Regions from separate parts of the Homo sapiens genome. Here region 1 is linked to region 2. A link is an interaction called in ENCODE POLR2A ChIA-PET data of the cell type or tissue named here. Cell type or tissue: A673. All regions are shown on one strand. Each heading gives the region's core, and the rest is flanking DNA. Links, peaks and the distances in the headings are about the cores only. Region 1 overlaps SASH1 (SAM and SH3 domain containing 1). Region 2 has its middle 270 kb from the start of SAMD5.

Region 1 (16,902 bases), core at 3,700-11,699, 640 kb after region 2:
CAATCATATCTCTAGGTTCACGTCATCCTTTTTAGATGACCATGTAGTATTGGGGATGCCGTCCGCCCTCCTGTCCTGTTTCTCAGCCACATCAATCATTGTGTTCAGACTCGCTGCTTTTATCTGCTCTGCTACAGACCATCCGTTTTCTGCCCTTGGAGAGCAGGTCCTAATAGGTTTCCTGTTTGTACTCTTCTGAGTTTTTGCTTGTTGGCTTTTCCTGAGAAAAAGACATGCTATGTGCTAGGGGGAAATTGGCTTAGTTTGTGTACATGGAGATTTTCTATGTAGTAATATGCATAACCTTATATGAAATAACTGTTTTGTAATTAACACCCTGGTGGTATTTAGCTGATTGAGGCCAGTTAAGAGACAACAAGAAAATACTTTAATTCTTCCTTTTCATGCTACAGGAAAGGAGAGTTCAACAAGGTGTTTTAAGAAAAAGGGAAAGTAAAGCAAAATTTCTGTGAGAAAAATTCTGCATTATTGATGTTTCAAAAATCCTTATTAATATAATACAGTAAAAAAGAAGTGTGTGCGTATTGAATAATGTACCTTTAAATGACAAGTGCCCTGCAAAGATCTATGTGTAGAAAAGAAGTTTGTTATATATGATTTTAAAAAGTTAACATAGATCTTCTATGTCATGGACCTTCTATATCCCAGTTGTGGTATAGAATCTTGATAGTGTGCGTGTGTGTATGTAAATTTTAGATCAAATCTGACTCTGGGTCTGTAGAAGGAATAACATTAAGAAAAACCGATTTTAAGCAGAAACATTTTTGTTCTGCTTTCGACTGTAAAATTTGTATATATACATTGTAGAAAATTCAGAAGGCTTAAAAAAAATAAGGATGATACTTAAGTCCTCTATTCACACTTGCAACTCAGATATAACCACATGCTTTTGTCTGACATACATATCTGTTCTGTAAGTATTGAGTATCTATTAAGTGCCAGGCACTCTGCTGGGTCCTGAAGATACACCAGTGAAGAAAACACACAAAATTTCCTTCCCCAGGGAGTTTACATGCCACTGTTTATATATGTATACCATATACCAAAATATACAATGACTTCAAGCTGTATGCTGAAGTCATATGGTGGGCTTGTTCATACTCCTTAGCCTTCACTAAGGAATACCTTTCCCTTATGAATTATTGTTCCCTATTTTTTTAATCGTTATGTACCCTTTGTCTTTGTCTTTGAGTATACCATAATTTGTGTCCCCCAGTTTGAACTATTTAGGCAATTTCCAATTTTTTGTTATGATAGAAATAAGTGGCTGGGCACAGTGGCTCACACCTGTAATCCCAGCACTTTGGGAGGCTGAGGCGGGTGGATCATTTGAGGTCAGGAGTTCGAGACTAGCCTGGCCAACATGGCAAAACCCCGTCTCTATTAAAAATACACAAAAATTAGCTGGGTGTGTTGGCGCGTGCCTGTAATCCCAGCTACTCAGGGTGGCTGAGGCAGGAGAATCACTTGAACCTGGGAGGCGGAGGTTGTGATGAGCCGAGATTCCGCCACTGCACTCCAGTCTGGGTGACAGAGTGAGACCCTGTCTCCAAAAAAAGAAAAGAAAAGAAAAGAAAGGAAAAGAAAGGAAGAAAGGAAGGAAGGAAGGAAGGAAGAAAGAAAGAAAGAAAGAAAGAAAGAAAGAAAGAAAGAAAGAAAGAAAGAAAGAAAGAAAGAAAGAAAAAGAAAGAAAGAAGGAAGTGACTATGAACATCTTTAAATGTGTATCTTTACCTTAAGAGTTCACTGTCTCCTTAGGGCCAATTATTTTTATTTATTATTTTTTCTGAGACAGAGTCTCGCTCTGTTACCTGGGCTGGAGTGCAGTGGTGTAATCTCAGCTCACTGCATCCTCCACCCTCCGGGTTCAAGCAATTCTCCTGCCTCGGCCTCCCAAGTAGCTGGGACTACAGGCCTGTGCCACCATGCCCAGCTAATTTTTGTATTTTTAGTAGAGACATGGTTTGACCATGTTGGCCAGGCTGGTCTCGAACTCCTGACCTCAGGTGATCCACCCACCTTGGCCTCCCAAAGTGCTGGGATTACAGGCATGAGCCACTGTGCCCAGCCAGGGCCAATTATTAGATATGAGTGTAGCAGGCTGAAAAGTAGGAACATTTGAAAGACTCTTGAAACACTGTTGACCACCTGGAAATGTTCTACAGTCTGCACTCCCACCAGCAGCACTCTTGCCCTGTTCTTATCTTATACTTCCCAGTATTTAGGGAGAAAAAGTTACCAGTTTGGAAAGTAATCTTATTGTGCTTTTAAACTATATTGCTCTCGTTATTTATAAGAGCACACATATTTTTCTATCCTTATTTGTCTGACCCATCTCTTAAAGTCATTTGCTCATTTTTCTATTTAAAGTAATGTCTTTCTTGTTTATTTATCAGCACTTTTTATATAGTGAGCCATTTAGTCCATTATCATAATGTGGCACATTTTCTTCCAGATGGAGAATATGCATTTTTGTCCAACTTCTCTACCAGGTAAATGACGAGGAGGGAAAGGAGAAGGCCCTCCTCTTGGTATAGAGGAAGGGTTGGCTTTTCAACCAGAATCTCTCTACCTAGGCACAGCAGCAATGACTCAGTCACTGTGATGGCAGTGCCCACAAGCACCAATGCCCAAGAATCCCATTTGTTTTGCAGACAGGGCTGCTTTTATAGTGCCAATCTATGCTTTCTGCCTGAGCTGCCAGAACCATGCGGGGTCCAAGCAGGCATGTGAGCATGGAGATGAACTCTGTTCTGGATAAACAGTACTCCACCTTGTCCCCTCCTCCCATATTAGTAGTCAGTGATCCGTGTGAATTTAATTGGTTTCCAGAAAGTGAGTGTTACGTGTATACGTCAGTGTGCCACTTTAGAGTTGTAGAAAGAAAAAGTTGGGCCTTGTGGCTGTGGATGAATGAACATGACCCTGACAAACAGCTGCTGTTCTGAACAGCGAGATAAATTTATGTTTAAACCACAGTAAACTATGCAACCAGGTAATAATTTTGAGCAATGAAGTATGTTTGCTGTAGTAACCATTACAGACACAGATAAATCACAGTAATTTCAACGTGGCACTTTTGCCATTCAATAAATGGGTATTTTAAATTTCATTTGCTTTTGAACTAAGTTTCATAATTTATAGAGTAAGTCATTCAAAGATTAATGCTCAGAAGGGAGGAAAATCACTATACAAGAACAGAAACATGTCATTTATGTATATTACATTGGAACTTTGTCCGCCTGTTTCCATTATAAACCTGATTTTGCAAACATTTATAATAGACCAATAAAAAGTTTGCCCTGGGCTAGAGTTTGCCATTTGTTTCTGAGATTCCAATTTTTATATAATTCTTTTCTTTCTCAAATAATATGATATCTATCCGTGTGTGGTTTTTTGTTTGTTTGTTTGTTTGTTTGTTTTTAAGATGGAGTCTCGCTCTGTCGCCAGGCTGGAGTGCAGTGGCGTGATCTCGGCTTACTGCAACCTCTGCCTCCCAGGTTCAAGCGATTCTCCTGCCTCAGCCTCCCGAGTAGCTGGGACTACAGGCGCACGCCACCACGCCCAGCTAATTTTTGTATTTTTATTAGAGACAGGGTTTCACCATGTTGGCCAGGATGGTCTCCATCTCTTGACCTTGTGATCCGCCTGCCTCAGCCTCCCAAAGTGTTGGGATTACAGGCGTGAGCCACCGCGCCCAGCCCCATGTGTTTTTTAATGTGTTACATCATTATACAACATGACTAAGTCAAAAGTTTATTTATTTTAAAAGCAAATTTGTGGCTGATGATTTCAGAATGTATTGGCTTGCAATTGATTCTGGAGCTTTTTAAAGATGGTTACACAATATTTAAAGATGGTTAGAAAATATGGTTCAGAGAATGAGAAAGTGGTTAAATGTCATGATAGCACCACATGATTTTACAATAGCAAAGACAACAATAATAGTGACACTTCATTAGTACAAAATGTGAGCTGATCTATTAGAGGAACCATTCAAATTTAGCACCTCCTGTTTGATCAGGCTGCATAATTTTGTAAATCCCTTATTCAGTCACCCAATCTGCATACTAATCAGTTCCGACGTTATTTATATGATAACATGAAAGCCTTTAATTTTTTATATTCTCAGTTACTGTTTCTCTTGCTTAACTGCGAGCTCTTGAAGGTCAGTGACTGTTTTTTTATACTGCCAGTACCCAGCACGTCAACTGAGTACAAACTGGTCAGGAAACACTCGTTGAATAGATGAAGACATAAATGTTTGTTCAGTTGTAGGCTGTTGCCAACTTTGGAAGGTCGTCTGTTTCAAATGTTTGAGTGATTGGGCTAGAACTTGCAGTTCCTTCTCCCATTAAAAAAAACTCATGTAAACGATAAATTATACCACAATAACTTAATTTCATTTCCAATGATTACACTCCAATCAAGTAGTGGAATTATAGTAGTCGGTCAGAGGTCTGACCAGTTTCTGAAGAAAAAAAAAAAAAATCCCCATCCCAGACAGCAGACAGTCCTGCAGTCAAGCTTGAATGCTCCATTGATGTGGTTTCCACATGTTGTAAGTAATTTATTCTATTGTTGGACACCTGGCTCTGCTTGCCCTCCTCCCCCATCCTTTTTAATAAAATGATGGTGAGTCCATCTTTGTCTTTTAAAAAATTTTTTTTCTTTTAGAGACGGTGTCTTGTTCTTCTTCTTTTTTTTTTTTGGGGGGGGGAGGTGGGACAGGGTCTCGCTCTGTCACCCAGGCTGGAGTGCGGTGGCGCAATCTCAGCTTACTGTGGGTTCAAGTGATTCTCCTGCCTCAGCCTCCCAAGTACTTAGTATTACAGGCATGTGCTACCATGCCTGATCAATTTTTATATCTTTAGTAGAGACGGGGTTTCACCATGTTGGCATGCTGGTCTCAAACTCCTGACCTCAAGTTGTCCGCCCACCTTGGCCTCCCAAAGTTCTGGGGTTACAGGCGTGAGCCACCATATCCGGCCAGATGGGGCTTGTTCTGTTTGCCCAGGCTGGAGTGCCGTGGTGCAATCATAACTCACTGTAACCTCTAACTCCTGGCCTCTAAGGATCTTCCTGCCTGGGCCTCCCAAAGCACTGGGTTTACTGGTGTGAGCCACTGAGTCCAGCCTCCTCTTAACTTTAAAATCCTTAGTCTTGATCATCCCTTTTAGAGCACTGAAAACCAGGCCAGACTTCAGGTGGGGCTCCAGATACACCTACCCCTTCACCTGCAGGCCACTGAATCTGACTAGAAGCAGCTCTGAGCAGCCTTCTTTGGACCAGTAGTTCTCAAAGTGTGGCTCCTCAGCCTGTAGCATCAGTGTCACCTGGGAACTTGGTAAAAATGCAGATGAAACTCTTGGGTAGGACCCAGCAATCTGTGTTTAAGAAGCCCTCCAGGGATTGCAAGGCACTAAGTTTGAGAACCGCTGACAGGGCTTATTGGAACATGGTCCCAGGGCAGAGCGGTGTAAGTGATTCCCATGAGCAGTACACAGGATGGGTGATGTGTACTTCAGCGGCATACTTGGTCATCATGGTCAAGGGTCCCTGAAGCTCATGGAAGAGATGAATTGAAGCTTCAGGCATGGAGTCCAAGGTGCAGTGGTCAGATGTGGTGGGAGGCAGCTCTGGACCAGCACGGCCAAGCTAGCTTCAGGATGAACACTGCATGCACAAGGCTGCACGCAAGAACTTTGTCAGTATATTGTAGTACCTAATTGAAAAATTAAACTAGATTTAAAATCTGTTATGTTTTCATAAGAGATTTCACTGTGTCTGTTAATGAAATAAGGTGCTTTTACATTCTTGAAATAGAAATTGCCGTATTTCTGTTGGCTGTAAAATGCTTAATAAATTTAAAATGGTTGTAAAAAAGGTTAAAACAATTTTTACCTCTTAGTTTGAGTAAAACTTCTTGTTACTAATAACCAACAAGAACATCAAGAGATCATCATTAAACATCTTGATCTGGAATGGCATATAGTTCTTTCAAGCATATAGACAGTTATTTCAAAGACAATTATTTTCAAAGAAGTAAGCTCAACATTCTTGAAAAAATTGGAAAATATTTTATTTAAAAGTATTATGTCAATTCGATATTTAATATCTTCACTAATACTCTGATTTTTTCTCTTTCCCCTCCCCTCCCCTCCCCTTCTCCCCTCCCATCCCCCTCTCCCTTCCCCTCCCCCTCCTCCTTTTTTTTTTTCCCTGTCCCCCTGTGTCCCCCAGGCTGGAATGCAATGGCACAATCTTGGCTCACGGCAACCTCTGCCTCCTAGGGTCAAGTGATTCTCCTGCCTCAGCCTCCGTGAGCCACTGTGTCTGGCCTGATTTTATTTTCTCAATGGTCATTAGGTATTACTTTAAAAGAATACTTCTGGCCAGGCGTGGTGGCGCATACCTGTAATCCCAGCACTTTGAGATGCCAAGGCGGGCAGATCACCTGAGGTCAGGAGTTCGAGACTAGCCTGGCCAACATGGTGAAACCTGGTCTCTATTAAAAATACAAAAGTTAGCTGGGTGTGGTGGCACACGCCTGTAATCCCAGCTACTGGGGAGGCTGAGGCAGCAGAATGGCTTGAACCTGGGAGGCGGAGGCTGCAGTGAGCCGAGATCGTGCCACTGCACTCTTTTAGCCTGGGCAACAACAGTGAAACTCCATCTCAAAATAAATAAATAAATAAATAAAAATAATAATACTTTTTTTTCCATTTAAAATTTTCTCAGTTTCTCCTAGTGTGCAGTGCGCTCTCATTGTCAGGGGACCGCTGTGGGGAAAGGGGTCGGACAGCTCTGCACTGGGCAGTTCCCTGCTCCCTGGAAGGCTTTCCCATGTTTATATTTTTCTTCCCTTCTCTGTGTAAACAGCCCTGCTTCCTCCAATTGATCCTGAGTATTTGATACCATTTCCAGACACCATTCTAGTGAAGGTGCTCTGGTTTCCATTGTCCCCGGGAAATGTGGCATCCAGAGCTGAGCAGAGTTACCCAGATGTCATGTGCCTGGTGCCCGAACAGAAGGAGTGTTGTACCTGTGGCTTAGAGTTGAAATGCAAAGTGAGTGACTTAAGAATTCACTAGATGGAAACCCCACTGAAGTGGTGCGTGTCTGTTTCACTGTTTTATCCTCGTTGACTTATGGGCTCAGTAACTATTTTTAAAATGATGGAATGATTAGATGAAAGAGGAGATGGAAAAAAACAGAGAAAGCAAAAGGAAATGAGCTTATGTAGTGCTTCCTGTCACTTTTGTCTTATGTTAGTCAATCCCAGTGAGCAACTGGATGTACTCAGAAGATCACTTAGTGGTCGGGCACGGTGGCTCACACGGGTAATCCCAGCACTTTGGGAGGCTGAGGCGGCTGGTCACTTGAGACCAGGAGTTTGAGACCAGCCTGGTCAGCATGGCAAAACCCCATCTCTATTAAAAATACAATATATATATACATGCTCAGTGTGGGTGGTGCGTGCCTATAATCTCAGCTACTCGGGTGGCTGAGGCAGGGGAATCACTTGAACCCAGGAGGCAGAGGTTGCAGTGAGCTGAGATTGTGCCACTGCACACTGCACTCCAGCTTGGGCAACAGAGTGAGACTCTGTCTCAAAAAAGCAAAGGAGATCACTTAGTGAGCATGGGATGAGAACAGGGAGGGTGAGAGGATTCTGGGGATAGCCACTACCATCTAGAATGGCCAGATATCATGGTCTTTACCCCTGGGAAATTCACCCAGGGGGTGGATTATAGTGTGGATATGCCAAGTCCTGCTAGTAGAATGAAAAATTGAATTATAGAACTTGTTGGATTTGTTTTTTAGGATAACTAAAATGTCTTCATGGACACTGTGTCTTTTAATGATTACATTTATATAACATGACACTCTGGTGTTTTGTACACTGTAAAAGGTGCATTCTTCTAACACAACACTCACATCTTATTGAAGTGATCCATTGCCACATTGTGGTGTGTAGATCTTATTCTTATCTCCATGCAAAATGCTTGGTATGTGGTATGCACTCAACATTGGTAAAGTTGTAGCTTAAACGATCTAGTACATAGTTTTAAACAAAGACAGTTTAGACATTAAAGCAGTATACGCCTTGTTTGACATGAGGTGTGGGAGCACCAAGCTTGACCCTCTTAGATTCAAATTACTCCTGAATTTAACCAATTCAACTCTGATGTATTTTAGCACAGCCATGCTTCAAGATGGTGGAACTTACCCTCCTGTCTTCCCAGACTGATTTCTGTTCCTGCCCTGGGTACTTCTTGTCTCCTCTGAATGGGTACGGGAGTGTGGACCTCAGGGAGGCCCCCTTGGTATGCTCCTCCGCTTTCATTCGGGGATCTCAGACCTAATTTCAGCTTTGCCCAATGTGAAAGCATTTCCAGAGCAAGGTGACTTCTTCAGGAATTTTCCATGTGGTATCTTTCAGAGTAATAGTGTGTTATCTCTGCCAGAAGCCAGAGGAGAAATTTTTACTCAGAGAAAGAGCCATTTTCCTATGGCTACCTTAAGACATAAAAGTATAGTAACATCCATCTCGTAACTGATCATGTTGTCTGTCTGTACTGTAGCATCCCATGGCTCACCTTTTATGAACTAACTGAATCCCTGGGCCTACTCTACTTTGTAGTCTTGTTCCCTCTGCTATTTGTGTCATATAAATTAATTAGCTCTTTAGCTTTTTACTTTTATCATGTAACACTGAACTAAGTTACTTAGCCATCTTAAGTCATTTTCTGGAACGTGGTGAGGCCTAAATAAATAAGTAACTAATAACTGCAGAATATAAACTATCAGGCCGGGTGCGGTGGCTCATGCCTGTAATCCCAGCACTTTGGGAGGCCAAGGCAGGCGGATCTTAACTTGAGGTTAAGAGTTCGCGACAGCCTGGCCAACATGGTGAAACCATCTCTACTAAAAATACAAAAATTAGCTAGGTGTGGTGGTACACATCTGTAATCCCAGCTACTCGGGAGGCTGAGGGAGGAGAATTGCTTGAACCTGAGAGGCGGAGGTTGCAGTGAGCTGAGATGGCGCCACTGCACTCCAGCCAGAGCCACAAGAGTGAAACTTTATCTCAAAAAAAAAAAAAGAGAATATAAACTAATACAGCAAAAGGCTCAATTATTTTAACAGAGAGCACTAATGGCTGGGTGGAAATTGCCACTTCAGGTTTCTTTCTTATGAAAGCTTGCAGAAATTCACTGATCCCTTAATTATGGTGAGACTTAAAGGTTGCAGTTAGTGGAATAGAATTCTTCAGCTGTGAAATAAAAATTTCCCCCTTAGAACCTTTCTTCTTTGATATGATGGGATGAGAGTACTTTTCCTTCAGTTTCACTCGGAAGAAAATTTCTTATACCAGGCCAAGAGCTTATGGGGGTCCAGAACAATGACTAACATCTTCTGCTATACCTCGAGCAATACGGGTGAAATGAGACATGAAAAGCTGAAGAGTTAGGTATGGATGAAGAAACTGACAGGCCACTACTGATTTTTACCTAAAAGTGATTAAACATTACAACATTCTGTTTTAAGTTCTTATGTATCTAGGTTGTAGATCTTAAATATTTGTTGAATTATTTTTGCTTCCTAGTGTAACTCTGCAATCCAAAAGTAAATCTTAAATAAAAACATGAAAATACACATCCCATGCAGTAAAATTGCAAACACAAATTAAAGGAAGGAAGCTGGGCATGGTAGCACATACCTGTAGTCCCAGCTATCCAGGAGGCTGAGGCAGGAGGATTGCTTGAGCCTGGGAGGTCAAGGCTGCAGTGGACTATGACTGCACTCCAACCTAGGCCTGGGTGACAGAGCAAGACCCTGTCTCTTAAAAAAAAAAAAAAAAAAAAAAAAAAAGAGGAAGGAAAAAAGAGTCAGGCTTATTGGCAAAGTGATCCAATTTAAACAAACCAGGCCTAGGACAGTTGTTCACACTTCTAATCCCATCATTTTGGGAGGCTGAGGTGGGAGGTTTGCTTGAGGCCAGGAGTTTGAGACCAGCCTGGCCAACATAGCAAGACTCCATCTCTAAAAAAAATAAATTAGGCATGGTGGTGTATACCCACAGCCCCAGCTGCTTGGGAGCCTCAGGCGGGAGGATCACTTGAGTTTAGGAGGTCAAGGCTGTAGCGAGCTATGGTCACACCACGGTACTCCAGCCTGGGCGACAGAGCAAGATCCCATCTCTTTAAAAAAAAACAAAAACAAACAAACAAACAAAAAAATCAATAGATTCCCAGTAGTACTCCCTTGTACAGGGAGCCTGTGCAAGGCTGTAGAAAGTAACATTCTCAAGGGGATGTCCTGGCAGATAGTAAATGCTAAGTAAATAGATTTTGATGGATTGTGGTGGCATACAATGAATTTCAACAGGAATTTATTGGAAGGCCATTTACAGTCTAGTTGAGGAAAACCAGTAAGTGAGTAGAAGAGTCGCTACCCATAGGTACATTTAATGAATAAGTGATGTGGCTAGTCATTGGTGTGCCCATACTCAGGGATATCATTTAAGGCCCAAGTGGGCAGAGAAGGTTAAATAGGAGAGCGTATTGGGATTGGAGCTAAAGGATGAGTAGGATTTGGATGGATAGAAAGGAGAAGCACTCTAGGTAGCATAAGCAGAAGTGAGACACCAGGCTCAGTCTGCACTCAGGGAGCAGAGGACATGGTAACTGTTCACTAAGAGGGTTTATGATCAGGCTATTTGGTGAAGGGGGCTTCTTCTTCTGAAACGTGGACTTCATCCTGTCAGTATTGTGTTTCCATGAAAGATTTTGTGGATTTCGTTTTGTTTTAGTCAGAGTCTCGCTCTGTCACCCAGGCTGGAGTGCAGTGGCGCCATCTCAGCTTGCTGCAGCCTTCGCCTCCTGGGTTCAAGCGATTCTCCTGCCTTGGCCTCCCAAGTAGCTGGGATTATAGGCGCATGCCACCATGCCTGGCTAATATTTGTATTTTTAGTGGAGATGAGGTTTCACCCTGTTGGCCAGGCTGGTCTCAAACTCCTGACCTCAAGCGATCCACCCGCCTTGGCCTCCCAGAGTGTTAGGATTACAGGCTTGAGCCACTGCACCCTGCCTCCAGGAAAGATTTTGGAAGAGAGAAGTGACACAGAAGCAGTGAGTTTCTCAAACAATACACATCACTGGGGAATTTTGGCAAATTGCAGATTTTGATTCAGGAGGTCTGGGATGGGACCATGACTGGATGTATAGCAGGTTCCCAGGTGATGCTGATGCAGATGGTCCACAAATCACATTTTGAATAGCAGAGACACAGAGTACTATTTCCAGAAGATGGAGTTGACAATAGTGATTAGAGGGGCATGACACCACTTATAGCCCTTTTAGAGTAAAAAAGGACCCTAAAGATTATCAAGTGGTCCATTTGCCGTTTGTTGCCATTGGAAAAACCAAACCAAACAAAACAGGTTCTAAAGGTTACACTACAGCAGGGAGCAGAACTGGACTCCAGTCTCCCAGCTGACAGTACTTTCCATGCAGCCGTATGCTGGTAGCCCAGGTAGCTGTGAGGCGAAGGACTACAAGTGGAATGGATTCACTGGATGGATGCCAGAAACCTTGGGAAGAGAAAAGCAGTAGCTTTGGGCAGCTGATTTAGTGGGGAGTGAGAAGACTCCTAAGACAATAGATTTTTTTTTTTTTTGAGACGGAGTCACTCTGTCGCCCAGGCTGGGGTGCAGTGGCACGATCTCGGCTCACTGCAACCTCCTCCTCCCGGGTTCAAGCCATTCTCCTGCCTTAGCCTCCCTAGTGGCTGGGACTACAGATGCCGGCCTCCACGCCCGGCTAATTATTGTATTTTTAGAAGAGATAGGGTTTCACCATGTTGGCCAGGCTGGTCTCAAACTCATGACCTCAGATGATCCACCCACCTCAACCTCCCAAAGTGCTGGATTATAGGTATAAGCCATCACGCCTGGCTGACAATGTTGAATTTTAAGTCCTGGTAAAATCGACACATGTTCCATGAATTGACTGGAATAGAGAAGTCAGACAAGAGTGGAATGATTTCCTGGCAAGGGTGAGAATGTTGACTTTCAGGTTGCCCTGGGATCTACATGCCTGACCGCCCTGCACTAGTCCATGTGTTGACTGCTGGAGCTCATCTAGTGGGACGGCTGGTTCGTCTGAGACAGGTCAGCCAGGACTGAAAGGTTAAACAGCAGCCAGCAGGTCATGGAGTCAACGCTTGGACTCCCAGAACTTTGCAAATAGTTAGAGTCTCTTTGAATTTTCAATAAAAATAAAGACGTGATGGTATTTTTAGGTTTAAAACATGGAGAAAGGGGCCTCCTTTAAAAGGTGAGAAATAACCTACTTGAATCTGATCATATGGACCCATTTGTCATAAGCAGGAAACCAAATAAAAGCCAAGACTAGATAGTGTACAAAGTAATATAATTTTTTTTTTTTTTTTTGAGACTGAATTTCACTCTTGTTGCCCAGGTGGAGTGCAGTGACGCAATCTCGGCTCACAGCAATGTCTGCCTCCTGGGTTCAAGCGATTCTGATGCCTCAGCCTCCCAAGCAGCTGAGATTACAGGCCTGTGCCACCACGCTGGGCTAATTTTGTGTTTTTCGTAGAGATGGGGTTTCTCCATGTTGGTTAGGCTGGTCTCAAACTCCCGACCTCAGGTGATCTGCCTGCCTCGGCCTCCCAAAGTGCTGGGATTATAGGCGTGAGCCCCCACGCCTGAGCAATATATACATTTTTAAGTAGAGTTTATCTGGAAGTTTCTGTTCTTCTGGTTTATCTGTTACTTGGTAAGGATCTCTCCGGTGAAGAACACATATAATGTAGTTTGCCAACTGGGAGATACCACAACTCTACAGCCTTCTTGTAAAGTGATAAAAAAAACGTAAATCTGTGACCGGCAGCAACTTTCCACAGCAGTTCAGAGCTTGGGTCCTTCCATTAATTGCATGCATCAGTAGTAGCATGTGGCATTTTACTTTTAGCTGCATGTGGCTAAGCATCCGATCGCCTCTGGCTTTTTCCACCTCCTCCTTCCTGTACCTAGTGTGGAGGAGGAGAACTTGGCACTGAGCTGAGCTGGTGGGCGCCTGGTATTCTTCCTCTCCATTTTTGGAACAGAAGGGGGATTTGTCCCTCCTGCTTTTCCAGCTGTGAAGTTCATTTGGCTTGCAGCCTTGGCAGCATTAAGGGAGGAGGAACGTGTGGATTTCCACAGGAAGGTGGAGACAAAGTGGGAGTGGGGATGAGGGCATGATATTTGTTTTCCAGGATCTAATTCTGCCCTGGGTGGGTTTTTGAGTCTGGTATTTTGCACAATGGGATGTAGCTCCTAAAGCCAGAATGTCATCATTTAGGGTCAGAGACTTAGTTTTGTATTTGACCTAGTCCCTTTTAGTGTGGCTGTAGATGTGTGTGTGTATACATACACAAGCAGGTGAAAGCACACACAGGTACACATTTGTTTCGGTTTTGGTTTTGGCAAACTACTGATTTCATCTTGCAATACTTGGGTTTTGCTTTTGTTGTTGGATTTATTTATTTTTTTAGCTTCTGTATTAGATACAATAAATGTTTGTGGAACTATTTTTTCTACAAATTGTCCAATCTGACAATAAATGCATTTGAGGTTTTTCTCCCCAGTAAGATTTTTGATCACCTGATTCATTTTTCTTTTTAACTATACCATACTATAGCGGAGCCTCTTTTAGTCAAAGTATGAATATGAAATCATTTCAGCATGGTCCTTCTCTATTAATAATAAAATATACAAATTTTAACACATCAAGAAAATATTTCAATACTAGCCATGACCTAACTAGAGAAATAAAGTATTAATACTTTTGTTTCTTTTTTCTTTTTTTTTTTTTTTTTTGAGACGGAGTCTCTCTTTGTCGCCCAGGGTGGAGTGCAGTGGCGTGATCTCTGCTCACTGCAACCCCTGCCTCCCAGTTCAAGCCATTCCCATGCCTCAGTGTCCTGAGTAGCTGGGACTACAGGTGTGTGCCTTCACACCTGGCTTATTTTTGTATTTTCAGTAGAGACAGGGTTTCAGTATGTTGGCCAGGCTGGTCTTGAACTACTGATCTCGTGATCCGCCCGCCTCAGCTTCCCAAAGTGCTGGTGAGCCACCATGCCCGGCCTGTTTTAACATTTCTTAGGTAGCTTTTTAGCTTAATTGTTGGACTTAATTGTTACACTTAACTTGGGAGGGTTTCTTTAAGAGTTTGTAATGTTAATGAGATTTGTCATTCTTAAATTGTTATCAGAGTTAACTTTGGGGACTTTTATTAAGTTTTAAAAAATATATGAATAATTTGTATATGTATACTTTTTATTACAAAAGGAATTTGTTATATATATCTTTTATTATGTTTTAAAAATATATTAAAGTAATTGAAAAAGGTTATAAATTGAGAAGTAACCATTGGCGTGTAGAATTCTTTTAGATATTTTCTTCTGCATTTATAGACATACATATGTAGATAATTTAAAAACATAGGGGAACTGGAGATTTTTTTTTTTTTTTTTTTTTTTTTTTTTTTGAGACGGAGGCTTGCACTGTCCCCCAGGCTGGAGTGCAGTGGCGCAATCTTGGCTCACTGCAAGCTCTGCCTCCTGAGTTCATGCCATTCTCCTGCCTCAGCCTCCCGAGTAGCTGGGACTACAGGCGCCCGCCACCACGCCAGGCTAATTTTTTGTATTTTAGTAGAGATGGGGTTTCACCGTGTTAGCCAGGGTGGTCTCAATCTCCTGACCTCGTGATCTGCCTGCCTCAGCCTCCCAAAGTGCTGGGATTACAGGCATGAGCCACCGTGCGCGGCCTGGAGATCGTATTTTTAAGCTAATCTTTCATCTTTAGAAAAAAGTAATGCAAGACTACATGCTTGTAAAAAAATTCAGTGAGATATACTCTCAGCGTTTTTTTTCCTCTATGTGCACACATTCATATATGAACAAACATGCATGCGTTCATGTTGGGATATATTTGTATTTGTGTTTAGTTTTCACTGTTACACTTAACTTGGGATGGTTTCTTTAAGAGTTTGTAATGTTAATGAGATTTGTCATTCTTAACTAAGGTATCCATATGTGACTTAATGATGAACAATTCAATCTATAGGTCAAATTTCAAAATCTTCTCACCTCACCAGCCACAGAAAAAATTCACAATTCACTTTCTTTTTTTAATGTATTTAAAACATTTCAAACTAAGTTATAATGCCCTCACTTAAGGTTCAAGTTCAGCCACCAGTGTTGTGTGGCTCTCCCAGGTCATTCTGAGGAGTAATTTCTCATTAAATTCTGCGTAGAATATGCTTTTTCCAAGCAAAGTTTATGTGCATATCATATTCAGAAATTTTAAAGGATGTAGCCAGGTGCAGGGGCTTATGCCTGTAATCCCAGCACTTTTAGAGGCTGAGGTGGAAGGATTGCTTGAGGCCAGGAGTTCAAGACCAGCCTGGCCAACATAACGAGACTTGTCTCTATTGGAGGGGGTGAGGAAATAAGAAAAAAATATTGAAAGCATTGCTAGGTGAGGTGGCTCATGCCTGTAATCCTAGCATTTTGGGAGGCCGAAGTGGATGGATCCCGAGGTCGGAAGTTGGAGACCAGTCTGGCCAAGAGACCAGCCTGGCCAATATGGTGAAACCCCATCTCTACTAAAAATACAAAAATTATCTGGGCGTGGTGGTGGGTACCTGTAATCCCAGCTGCTTGAGAGGCTGAGGCAGGAGAATCACTTGAACCTGGGAGGTGGAGGTTGCAGTAAGCCGAAGATCGTGCCATTGCGCTCCAGCCTGGGAGACAGAGCCAGACTCTGACTCAAAAAAAAAAAAAAAAAAAGGATAGTATATTTACACTTAGGAAACAATAGTGAATACTTTTCTAATAAACTCTAAAGTTACATTCAACTTCAGAATGCATTTCTTCATGTCCCTTTGCAACATTTAGATGGAGTATCTAAATTTCATAAATACGATTTTTCCTTATGACCAAAGAAAGTCCTCCAGTACCAGGAAGGAGTCAAATTCTTGGTGGTTGAGCCACGTGCTCAAGATTGAGCAACAGTTAAGGAACTCTGATAGCTAATTCTTAACTTAGAAATGGTGATATTTCATGATTTGATGTCTGGGATTTTCTTCAAAGTAAAATGAGATGAACATGAAGTAACAGTAAAGGTATAGAGGAAACAAAATCAACTCTGAACTGCTGATTGTTGGAGCTGGGTAGTAGGAATTGGGGAGTTTATTATCCTCTTCTCTTTACTTTTGTATATTTAAAATTTTCTATAATCATAGGTTTGAAATGAGAGACATGATCATTGCAGCCTAATACAGTGCAATATTTTGACCTTAAGTGATAATTCAGGCTGACTATTGCCAAGATATACTTGAGTAAATGTTGTAAAAGCCACGAGATAATCCTTCCAGATATTGTCATGAATAAATGGTTGCACCCCATTCCTCATTTTGAAAACTCATGAGCAGGCCCATTTCCTTGGCAGTCAGCATGGCGGACTGTAATTCCCAAAGCTGGCCACAGCGATGTCTGCCATCCAGTGTTGCTCTCACGGTGTGGCTTTGGCACTCCCCCAGCTGAGAGAGGTGGCCGTGAACCCTGGGAGGGCTTGTGACTCTGGCAGATATCTTACCATAGGAGGCTGTTATAGGAGGCAATACAAATCTCAGCACTTTGGGAGGCCAAGGTGGGCGGATTGCTTGAGCCCAGGAGTTCGAGACCAGCCTGGGCAACATGGTGAAACCCCATCTCTACACAAAGTACAAAAAAAGTAGCCAGGCATGATGGCATGTGCCACCTAGAGGCATGTGCCTCCCAGCTACCTGGGAGGCTGAGGTGGAA
Region 2 (12,461 bases), core at 4,262-12,261:
ATATTTTCAATCTACAGTTGGTTGAATCTGTGGTTGTAGAAGAGTGGAGGGATTTTTTTTACTTGTATTATTTTTATTGTTATATTGTTATTTTTTATAGATTTTAAAATAATATTTTCAAACCACAGTTGGTTGAATCTGTGGATGTGGAACCCATGGTTGTGGAGGGCTGACTATAAATTTTAATGATGTTTCTTGCAATTTTACGGTTGAATTTTAACCAAACTACTCCTTCCCTTCACACCCACCTCCTCTTCACACACACACATGATTAAAAATAACATGCAAAGGCATAGAAACAACCAACATACACAATTCCTTTCATTTACTTAAAGCCTTGAGATTATGGAAGAAGGCCCAAAATGAAGTCCCTAAACAAAGCCAGGAGGGGGCGACCTCCTGGCCTAAATAGTCCTGGCATATTTCAGGAGTAAAATTGGAGGGGATGGGGTCTTGGGAAGGAGATTTGATTTTATCGGGCTTATGTGTCAGTCAGTGCTTCTCAGTCCCCCAGGTTCACTGGGCAGGCTTGAACCTTGACTGGGTCCCTGCGAGGCCTGGTGTGTAGATCACAGACTGGAGTCAGATGATGTGGGTTCAAATCCTGACTCTGCCATTTTCTAGCTGCAGGAACTGGGCAAGTTAATTAACCCCTGTAAGCCTCAATTTTCTCATCTGTTAAATGAGAATACAAATAGCATCTACCCAAAAGGTTGTCATGAAGATTACCTGCAATAATCTACATGAGTATAGAGTGTTTATATAGCACCAGGCTAAGCTTATTAAGATAAGCTTTTAATAAAGTAATGTTAACTATTAATGTCATCACTGGAGTTAGTACTCACACATCACTATTCTTTTCTCTGATCACTTTCTCTCCTTGTCTTACCTCTGCCCAATATGCATATCAAATAAATGTATATTAATTCAGTGGAAGTTGTTTCAACATATTCAAATGGTCTGGAAATGCTTCTGTTCTCTTTTACTCCTTTTATGTATGGGTGATCAGATACCCAAGGAGGATCAGGAGTCAGTTGGGAAATGGAAGAAGAAAGAGACAGAGGACTGTGGTAGAAGGATCATTGGTTTGAGTGTCTAGGACTTTGGGGAAGAGAGGCAGCTGAGTGTACTGACCAGTTTACCTTCTCTGGAGCCAGACTGAATGTAAATCCCTTCTCCACTTTCCCAGCTGTGTGATCCAAGTCAAGTTACCTAACCTCTCTCAGCCTTGGTTGCCTTCTTACAGAGAAAGGGATGGCGATAATGATATTTTATAGTGTTATTAGGAGGACTTGATTAGTTAATATTTAGAAGACATTTATATCAGTACTGTGTATAAACAGAATATAAATGTTGTTTAATTTTTTAAATGTCCAGAATAGGTGCTGGAAACCGAGTAGTAGCAGCAAAGCTGAAGTCAAAGTTAACTATAGACTAGACATTGAGAAGATATGAGTTATCTGTCCTGAGGGAAGTGATATTACTTTTCCTAACCTTGGGGACCACAGAGCTTCTCTCCAGCTTTAACATGCTCTGAATCATTGTCTTGGTAATGATCAGGATTATGCCTTGCTCAGGAAATATTGGTTATTTAGTTGCTTTGGAAAATGTGACAGGAAGCTAGAATTTAAGTTTTACAAACATAACCCTAAAAATTATTTCAAACTCTGAGCCCATTTTCTAGCTGCTTACAGGTTACACCTCATAGTTGGGCCAGTATTTTAACTGCATTCTTCTTGTTAACAACTTCTATATTTTTTCCTTTGTACTCTCACCAAGAAAAAATAGCAGAATTATGAGCTCCTTCGCACTCTGGTTTGGAGATGTTTGGGAGTCTGCAAGCCCTGAGAATACTTAAATTAAAATGATGGTTTCAAAAATAGGCCCATTGAAACATGGAAATGTGTTTCTCTCTTCACATTTCTGTTTTCCTTTTTTATTCTGTGGGTTGCTGTCCACAGCAGGATGAACTGAGAAAGGCCATCAAGAGGTGGTCTTTGTAGATTTTTCTCCCCTACCATCTTAAAGAAACTGTTGCTTTCCAAAGTGTAGAACTGTTAGTATAGTTCGATGACCTTTCATCACAAGAATACTTAAAGTATTGTTTTTAAATGCGGTGACAAGGGATGGAGAACAAACAGTTTTTCAGAGGGATTTTCCTGGAAAAGCTGTGAACTGACTGGGGTTAACGTCCAAAGGTAATGGTCTCTCCCAGCGGGTCATTAATTCCCAGGAATTGGCCTGTGCCTCAATTGCTATTGCTTAAGTAAACAATAAATAACATCACACAGATATGTAATGAACTATAAAATGACCACTTCTCAACCTGCATTGTAGATATGCCTGCAGCACATTCAAGACTGCCTTCTATTAATCACCTCCCCAACTTGATTGATTAGTTTCCATCAGCACCCTGTCCCCTATTTTCTTTTAAAATAGATTAATTTCATACTGGTGAGGTCAGAGAATAAAAGCATGAATGTTAGGCCCAGTAAAAAATGGTGTCTGTGCTAAGTATTTGACTTTTTTTTTCTCTCTCTCTCATTTTTTCTCTTGCACTTTCTGCTACTCTGCAGCAATTAGTTATAACTCGCATCATGCCCCAATAATACCAAGATTTGTGCCGATGACATTGGTTAATGGAAACTGAATGAGTCTTTCAAGGGCAAGGATTATTTTAATTATGTTAATAATATAAGGGTTCCTGATCCGTCCACCCACTCCACTGTCATTTCTCAGTCATTTCGCTTGACCTTTCAGAAGTTCTTAACCCATCTGATTATTTCCTTCCACGAAACTATTTGCTTGGCCTCCACTCTCTCCTGGTTTTCTTCCTACCTCATTTGCCACTCCTCAGTCTCTTCTTTTAGCTCTCTTTTTTAAAAAAGTTGTAAAATGCACACAACACGAAGTTTACCATTTTAACCTTCTAAGTGTGCAATTCAGTGGCATTAAGTACATTCACAATGTTGTGTAACAGTCCCCACTGTCTACTTTCAAAACTTTTTATCACCTAAAATAGAAACTGTAACCTTTAAGTAATAATTTCCCATTCCTCCTTCTTCCAGCCCTTGGTAACCTCTCCTTCTATCTTTATGAAATTTGCTAGATACCTCATATACGTGGAATCATACAATATTTGTGTGTTTCATTCTGGGTTATTTCACTTAGTATAATGTATTCAAGATTCACCATGTTGTAGCATGCACCAGAACTTCATTTCTTTTTATGGCTGAAAATATTCCATTGTATGTATATAGCCCATCATATTTACCCATTTATCTCTTGATGGACATTTGGTTGTTTCCACCTTTTGGCTATTGTTAATAATGCTGATATGGACGTGGATGTATAAATGGAGTAGAATTACTCAGTCATATGGTAATGATATTTTTAACTTTTTTAAAGGAACTGCAAAACTGTTTTCCGCAGTTACTTTTTCACAGTTTTACATTCTTACCAGCAATGCACTAGAGTTCCAACTTCTGTACATCCTAACAATTGTTATTTTTTTATAGTAGCCAACCCAGAGGGTGTGGGGTTCTCGTCGTTAGTTCTATCTTGTCTTCCAAACTTGTCATCACTGAAGCACCTGAGGACTCAGTCTCCCTGTCTTCCCTTTCCCATCTATTTCTATCCCTTTGGTGATCTCCTCCAGCCCCCTGGCTTTAAATACCATGGACATACTGATGTATATTGCTAGCCCCTACCTCCTGCCAGACTCTAGGCTTCTCACTGCTGTTGCCTGGTGGGCATTTCTACTTGGATGTTCAGTAGGCACCTCAACCTTAAAATGTCCAAAACCGAAGGCAGATTCCAAGCCCCTCATCCCTTGCCCACCATGAACCTGGTTCTCCCACAGACTGCACTTATCTGTCAATGGCATCTCCATTCTACCTGGTTCTCAGGCTCCAAACCTTGGATTCATCCCTTCCTTTTCTCTTTTCCTTTCTTTCTACATACACCAGCAAATTAAGTTGGTTCTACTTGCAAAATTAACACAGAGCTTTGATTGGGTCTTGGTTCAAATGTTACCTGCAGAAGGACAACCTCTCCAAGTTAAACAGCCCCTGCTCCCTCCCTCTCCATTCCCTTATCTGCTCTATTCTTCAGAGTACTTGACATCATATATATGTAAGTTTCATATCCTGCACCATCATGTGAGGGCAGGAACTTACTTGGTATGTTTTCTGGTTTGTCTCCTTTGCCTGAAAGAGTACTGATTTCTCTAAAAAAAATTGATGAGTACAGGATAAGTGGAAGATACAGTGTCTGCCCCTGAGGAAGCAATGAAATCAAGACTCTATATATGAAGCAACTAAAAACAGGAAGCCCGCTTGGATTTTTTTCGGGGAAAATGGATTTTTTTTTTTTTCCAAATAAATCCTACCTCATCATGTGACCAAAACATGTCTATTTGAGTTGAAAGTGTTTTTGCCATGTTAGACACTTTCCTGCTAAGAGACAGGATATTGAGCAAACTTCTTAATAAGTTAGTGTTGCTATTTTATTTATATATGTATATATACCTACACATATACACACACACATTATTTTGCTGTGGCTACTTTTAATTTTATAGAATCCATTTTTGTTGAGGCCCTCCTCATAGGCAGTTATTTTTCCTTGAAACTGCTGCTAGTTTGCTAAGAATTTTGTCCTGAGTAAGAGAGGGTGAAATGCTGCTAGTATAATATGAAATGCATTTTATGAGTTAAAAATTGATCACATATAAATAATAAATAATTGTATTAGTATGACCACAGAACTTTAAAAATGTTCTTAGCATTAGAGATTCTATTGAAAGTTCCTTGAAGACAAAACAATGCCCTGAGCAGCTCTACATTCTTCTCAATGCCTGAAGTCATCCTTTTTTTTTTTTTTTTGAGACAGAGTCTCACTCTGTCACCCAGGCTGGAGTGCAATGGCACAATCTCGGCTCACTGCAACGTCTGCCTCCTGGGTTCAAGCGATTCTCCTGCCTAAACCTTCCAAGTAGCTGGGATTACAGGCATAGACGCTCACTAAATAATTGCTGAAGGTTTCAAATATTTTCAGCACAAGACAATTACACTATCTCTTTGTTCCTCCTGGAGAGATAGCACTATATGTATACTGAAGGGAAGATGGATGTGGGCTCAAGGTCTGGCATTTGCCAGCTGTGTGGCTTTGAGGAAATCATTTCTGACAATTTTTGGCACTGTGAAGTACTTCCCTGTTAGTAGCAAAAGGAATATAAGGCTCTCAGCACTTCCTGCTTCCATAGAGTAGGCCTATAGTCCTATAGTAAGTAAATTATAAATTGTGATAGATATTAGTTGTTGTTGTTGTTACATCTCTTCTTATAATGTTTCATTTTCATAGAATAAAAGAGTCATAGAAAATATAAACACATACTTTAAGCCTGATTCAGGTCAAATTAAATAAGCTTTTGAGCTCCTGCTATTCCAGCCACTGAGCTGGACATCCAGCCAGGCATCTCTGCATGTTTTGTCTCATTCAATTTTATTTTTCTTAGATCACAGTATCCTGATGTAAAGATTCTCTCAGAATTTCCATCAATGTATAACTTAATTCTTTTTTTTTTTTTTAAGACAGAGTCTCGCTCTGTCACCTGTCCCCCAGGCTGGAGCACAGTGGTGTGATCTTGGCTCGCTGCAATGTCTGCCTCCTGAGTTCAAGCAATTCTCCTGCCTCAGCCTCCCAAGTAGCTTGGATTATAGATGCCCGCCACCACCCCTGGCTAATTTTTGTATTTTTAGTAGGGACAGGATTTCACCATGTTGACCAGGCTGGTCTCGAATTCCTGACCTCAGGTGATCCGCCCATCTTGGCATCCCAAAGTGTTGGGATTACAGGCGTGAGCCACTGCACCGGGCCTATAAACTTAATTCTTGAATTATATTTTAAAGTTTAAAACTCCTTAAAGAAATATTCCATGAGTGAAATATGGATCAGTGTTTCAAAACCAAAGCATTTGACTCAGTAATGTTTGAGGAATTATTGATTTCTATACATGAATGAAATGGGAAATCTTACGTTCAGATAGGTTTAATTAATATTTTTCTAGAGTGACATATTTGCTACCAAAATTTAAAAATAATTTAACTTTTTCATATAATAAATGTCTTTTAAAAAGTGGAAGCTACTTATGGAAAAATATAACAATTTGTTTTTTGAACTTTTTAAAACTTGATGACCTGTTTTGGGACTTGAGACCTTGCTGAGCCTGACATGCTAATTCTTTGATTTATTCAAATACTCTTTAGATACTTCATTGTTATTCATAAAATATGTTTAGCCTTTGTTACATGTAATGAAATAATTCACATTATTTAAGTTCAGGAAAAGAAAAAAATACAATTTGAGTGTTGCTGGGCAGCAAAGAGCAAAGGAGAGACACATACAATATACATACTCAATGTTTTCTTAGTTTTTTTGTTTTTTAATTGTCCTAATTTTAGGCAATGAAAAATAATTTTGTCATCTGCCTCAAATTTTTGTTTCGATGGTTGGTTTGGTTTTGGATTTGTTTTTTTTTTTTTTGAGACAGGGTCTCATTTTGTCATCCAAGCTAGAGTGCAATGGCTTGATCACAGCTCACTGCAGTCTCCACCTCTCAGACTCAAGTGATCCTCCTACCTCAGCCTTCTGAGTAGCTGGAACTACAGGGACGTGCCACCATTCCTGGCTAATTTAAAAAAAAAATTGTAGAGACAGGGTCTCACTATATGTTTTCCAGGTTGGTGATGTGCCTTACATTTAATGTTGCCTCTGAGACCTTAAGAGCAAACTTTCCTGTTTTACTTAAATCTAGGTACATCATTTGAAACCCATTTGAAAGCTCCTGGTGACTTATTTAGCTTAATGATGTTCATCTTACTGAGAAGCAAACTCACAGAGCTTTCCTTATTCCACCAAATGTTGACAGAGTTCCGGTTCAGTTCTGCCACTTTCTAGTGCTGTGACCTTGGGCAAGAACCTAGTTGCTCAGAGCCTCAGTTTCTTCATCTGTAAATAGGGGTAATAACAGAAGCACCCTCACAGAATTCACGTTAGGATTAAATGGATGTATATATTTAAAATATTAGTATATCTACTATAGTATTATAATTTGTATATATAATGTATATAATTTGTGTGCGCACACACACACACACACACACACACACACACACACACACAGCTTGGAAATAGGGCCACCATTTAATATGTGCTCTGTAAATATTAACTATAAAATTGATGGTGGTTGTGGTGGTGGTGGTCCTCAGCCTCCCAGGATATCAAAAAGGAATTAAAGGAATGTTTTGTCATTTTTAAGAATCTATCATGATGGGTAAAGGGACAATATGGAGTGGTAGACAATATGTAGTGGAAGTGAGTTTTAATTTTATTACCAAAGCGTATGTATGTTCTTTAAAAAAGTCATTCCAGGAGCTGATGGTGCAATACATTCCAGTTTAACCATTCTATTTCATAAAATCTTTCTGTGTTCCTTGAGATCAGGAAAAAAAAAAAAAACTAAAAAGAATAAATGACCAGAAGTTATACTTTGTAGGAGGTCAAAGAAAATAAATATGTTCAGTACTAGGCTTAAAGGTTGAAAAAGGTTCATTTAAATGGCTCCACTTAGAGAATATGACAAAGCTCCAACACTTCCTGTCAGGCACAGTATTTCATGCTTAAAAGTTGCGTTCAGATACATTCTTTCTTCACTCTCATCTATCCCGTATAAATGGTTGCCAGTTATCTGCACACAATGGCAGCTTGACAGAAGGATATGACTATATGAACATGCCATCCAAGTTAATGATGCCATGGATTATAATGCAATAAAATCATAATCCATCTCTGCTCCTAGTGCAGTGCTTTTTAATTCAGCCATGACATCCTATATGGAGATGTTTATCCTGCACTTCTCCCAGGCTGTGGGAATTATTCTCCTGCAGTCAGCAGGGGACTATCTGATGATTCACCAATAGGGTAGTATCAGCACTGGCGATTAAAAGGATTACTTATTTGCTTACTCAGGAAGGATTAATGGCAGAGAGCAAAAGCTTTGTTTAAAAATCATGTGCCCTGACTTCCTGGAGCTTAAAGAAAAGAGTCTAAAAGGTATTATACCATTTTATGAAGAAGCATTTTATTCAAAAATTAAAATCTTGATCCACAAAATGGTCCCTTACTGATGAATTGTGAGCTAGCATTAAACAAATAATCATTTTCTAGTAATATGCTCCCATTGTATTTCGGCATTTCTGTAATCCAGGGTCTGTTGGAACTGTTTTATTCTAGCTGGTTATTTAGGGAGATGATTTTTGTGTCTGTAATTGAAGTCTAAAATATGGAACTTAATCATATACTAAAATAAATCAACAAGATTAAAAGAGTGTTTAATTCTTGTGATGACTGGGGACTTCTCATTTTAGTGTATCTTTAAGATTTCCCTTTATAAATAATACAAATCTTCATATTATTTTTTGTTTTCCTTGTTTAAAACAATAAGCATAGCAGAAATTGCAATGTTTTGTGTGACCTAAATATTACTTGATGGCAGTTATTAAGTCTTATACTCTCTATGTGAGATCTCAAATTTGAAAAATTCTCAGGATCTGGCTGTTATAACCACTGTTGGTATTAAAAATATTAATGATAATAATATACGAGAACATCAACCAGCATTGGACCTCAAAATACATCAGACCTGATCTAAAATCTACTCCTTTGTGAAATTTTCAATGTTGAAAATACATTTTTTTTTTTTGCGGGGGGTCGGGGCGGGGGGACATGAAGTCTCACTCTGTGGCCCAGGCTAGCGTGCAGTGGCACAATCTCGGCTAACTGCAACCTCCACCTCCTGGGTTCAAGTGATTCTCCTGTCTTAGCCTTCCAAGCAGCTGGGGCTACAGATGCCCACCACCACGCCTGGCTAATTTTTTTGTTGTATTTTTAGTAGAGACGGGGTTTCACTGTGTTGACCAGGCTGGTCTCTAACTCCTGACCTCAAGTGATCTGCCTTTCTGGGCCTCCCAAAGTGCTGGGACTACAGATGTGAGCCACCATGCCTGGCCAGAAAATACGTTTTTATAATATTTCTCCTCTTCACTTTCTGGTTAGCTTGTAATGAGATTTAATTACCAGGAATGTGTTTTCACTGAGGTATTTTTCTTCATTTCCTCCTAGGAAAAATTAGGAATTAGGATTTGCCAAATTTTCTCTATCGAGCTACTGAATCAATGCTATTGACAGCATCTTAGTGGATTAAGAGGTGGAATCTGAAATAAAATTCTCCTTCGAGTCTTCTGGGCCATACCTGTGCCTGCCATTGGAGTCCTCAGGGCAGAGAGTGGTCTGTCCTGGCAATGGCAGGTTCAGGAGGGAGGAATTACATGGACCCAATGGCATGGATGAGAAAGCACTGATTTCTATCCTACTGCTTTCATTTCTTTTGCCTCGACCGTCTCTGAATCCTTTCAGAGCCACCACCTACCCCTGCAAACGGTGGTAGAAGAGAAAAATTATTTTAAAGGTATTTCCACTTGAAACAGAGTTAACTTTCTTAAATTAAGGGAATTTTTTTTTTAAGCTGAAAGATGTTTAATTTCTTTTCTAGCCCATAGGAAGCACAGATGGATGGTATCTTTGTACATAATAATCAACTGTGACTAGTTAAATGACACACACATGTAATCACTTTACCATTCTAAAAATATTCTCTCTCTGCTTTCCTGATCATTTTCTAAAACACATGTGAAAGGTTGTTCTGACCCACTTATGGCTTTACTGGGTTATCTGCCCAAATAATACCATCTTATGATTTGTTTTGTTTCCCATATAAGCTGAAAATTTTCTTATTAACCTCCATGACATCTCAATATATGTTTTGTTTACTGCCAGACCCTACTAAGTTTATTGATATATTTTACATGAAACTGCCTGGTAAATTTGCAAATGCAGCAATTACTGCGGTAAATTGCATTTTAGAGATAATGTTCCGAATTTTTCCTTCAAGACAATACAAATGGTGCTGTCTAATGCCAGTGATAACTAGCCACAAGCCAAGTCCTTTCCAATAAATACAAAGTTTGTAATGAGATGGTGGCTTTCCTTTTATAGATTGAAGGAAATTGGTAATGAAAACTTTGATTTTTTTCCCCTGAACTTTATTAAATAAAATGAATCACAGTCTGGTATTTAAAGTCAATAGCACTAGCTAAAACAAACTGCATTGTATCTGTAATTACAAACCTCTTCTAAAATTAGAGTGATAAAGATAGTGAAAGCTTCCTTTTTAACTTGTTAATTTCATTCAAATGCTAAACCAGCAAATATATTATCAAATGATAATATATTTGTTATTTTAAATGAATTCTCTAAGTAGATTATAAAGTTATGGCCCCAGATTATTTGAGAATTAAGGATCCCTTGCTGTATCCATATGCTCTAATTATATCTACTTATTTCTCAAAAAGAGGTATGAGCATATTGACTCATTCCTTCCACCCAAATATCCAAAAATCTTTAAGCTCCCCACATACCTCTTATTCTCCAGTTATGGAATCATGTTGGCTTCCAGTTAGAAAATGAAAAGTACTTGTTGGGCTCCCCGTGCCAGAGTGCCTTCCTTCCTTACCTCACTTCTTCCAGAACTGGAATCCTGTCCTAGAACTCCTCCTCATTGTCACGAGCTCCATTTCCCAGCTCTTGATGTCCCCGACACTGTGCTTTACCCACCACTGCCCCCAATCAGATCCCCTTGGCTTAGATCACCTTTGGTAGGGACCACATCTTACTGGGTTTTTGACATTCACCTGATTTCCTTCCTAAACCCTCCTAGTTCTGTCTAATCTCTCAAAGTCCTGGCCACACCAGCCAAATCGCCAATCAGCCCTGGTTCTGACATTCTCCAGGCATGAATCTTCTGGGCCAATACCCCAGCCCAGACTTCCCTTTGATAGTGAGAATTAGATGGGAAAGATGATTTTTAGAAGTGTGCACATATGCCTTACAGTTATGTCCATATTCTTACATAAAATTAAATATATAAATAGTGTGGTGACATTTGAGGGAATGCTTAATGAGTACAAGGGACAAAAAGTATAAATGCTAAGGTTTAAAAGAAATACTTCTCCAGATACTGAGGCAAATGATGAAGAAAATAACAAAGCATTGCCTATTAACAGTGTTACTACAGGAAGATCTCAAGAGATTATTAATTTTATCCCTGCCAGATAATGACTTTTGATAAATTCCTAATTTCTGAGTTGAGAATCAAATACAACAATCGCTTCTTGAATTAGCCACATAATTGTAGTCCATGCTACATGGAATTCTCCTGGCGGTTCTTGCAGTGATGGTGATATGAATATCCTAGCTGCTGCTCAACTCTGTTTAATCTCCCGCTGTAATTACAGCAGGAAGGCATGCTCACTTTTTCACATTTTCCGTTTACTCTGGAGTGTAAATTTTAGGAAACTAAGACTTTTGAGTTCCGCAAAATGTCTCCTAAGCCTATTCATCTCTAGCTTTCTTGTTTTTAACATATTCTCCCAGTGCCTGACTATTGTTTTTGCAGATTTAAATAGCCTTATGACCTTTATATCAACTAAAATGTGAAATACCTAGTTTTGATGGATTGCCTATGCTTCTGTTTATTTAATTGTAAACATTCCATAATAATCTATTATCCTTGGAAAACACTATTTTTTTCCATTGGAAGCTTGTTTTATAGTGACGTTATTTCCATGTGGATGAACATAGTGATCTGCAGTCTAATTTATTCATCTGGAAAGTCAAAACTTCATTTTGTGAGGCGAATATAAGCTCATATACTCCCTTGTGGTAAAGTTAGATGAATATTCTCATTGCTTCAGAATATATTGTGCATACCTAGTTAAGAGACCTTGAAGCAAACTTGTCATTTCTGAATTTCATCAGTCAAAGTATGTATTTGCCTTGGCTTTATACTTACTTAAAGGACAGGGGCTGATGTGGAAAATTTTCTCAGGTGCAGAGAACAGCAGACTATTAACATATGGTTGACATGGTTTCATTTGATTGTCCTAAATTACAGGAGTTGGGCTCATTTTGATGCTATCCATATTGCTGCCAGGTTTTCTAATTTATTTTAAAATCATTCACTCTTTCTTAAGCTTTTCCAAAGCAAGAGGTGTGGGTGAGGGAGTATTTCCTTGAGCATCAGCTGTACTGGAATATTCTAGTATGTTTGACTTGATAGTTTAACTACAAGGCATGACCAGCCACACTCTGCAGTCACATTGACTTCTTAGAATTTTGAGATTTGCAAGGATATTTGTCTTTCACCTTGGTTAAATACTTTGCATACAGAATTAAGTAATTTCATTAAAGTGCATTGGAGGAGAAAAATAATTTATGACAGGAAGTCTATAAGTATAAGGAGTTTAGCCAGAAGTTGTGATGTAATGTTAAACAAATAACCT

What was found. ChIA-PET counts read pairs that join two places held together with the same protein. Peaks named below come from ENCODE experiments on the same cell type or tissue, not always from the same donor. Only the 100,000 strongest peaks of a DNase experiment are listed, where the experiment ranks them.
Region 1: POLR2A ChIA-PET joins it to region 2 with 21 read pairs; 1 of 35 experiments calls an interaction of 5 or more read pairs at or near these places.

What each region holds. Positions count from the first base shown.
Region 1 is chr6:148,419,513-148,436,414 of GRCh38, forward strand. All of the region lies in intron 2 of SASH1 (SAM and SH3 domain containing 1), which reads left to right. Among named protein-coding and RNA genes, the nearest start is that of SASH1, 85 kb to the left of the region's middle. In A673, for the core only: no CTCF peak of the experiment used is centred there; DNase peaks (open chromatin) are centred at 7,269 and 9,219; H3K27ac peaks cover 1,052 bases.
Region 2 is chr6:147,774,628-147,787,088 of GRCh38, forward strand. It overlaps a transcript of SAMD5 not described here. Among named protein-coding and RNA genes, the nearest start is that of SAMD5, 270 kb to the left of the region's middle. In A673, for the core only: no CTCF peak of the experiment used is centred there; a DNase peak (open chromatin) is centred at 7,964; H3K27ac peaks cover 1,623 bases.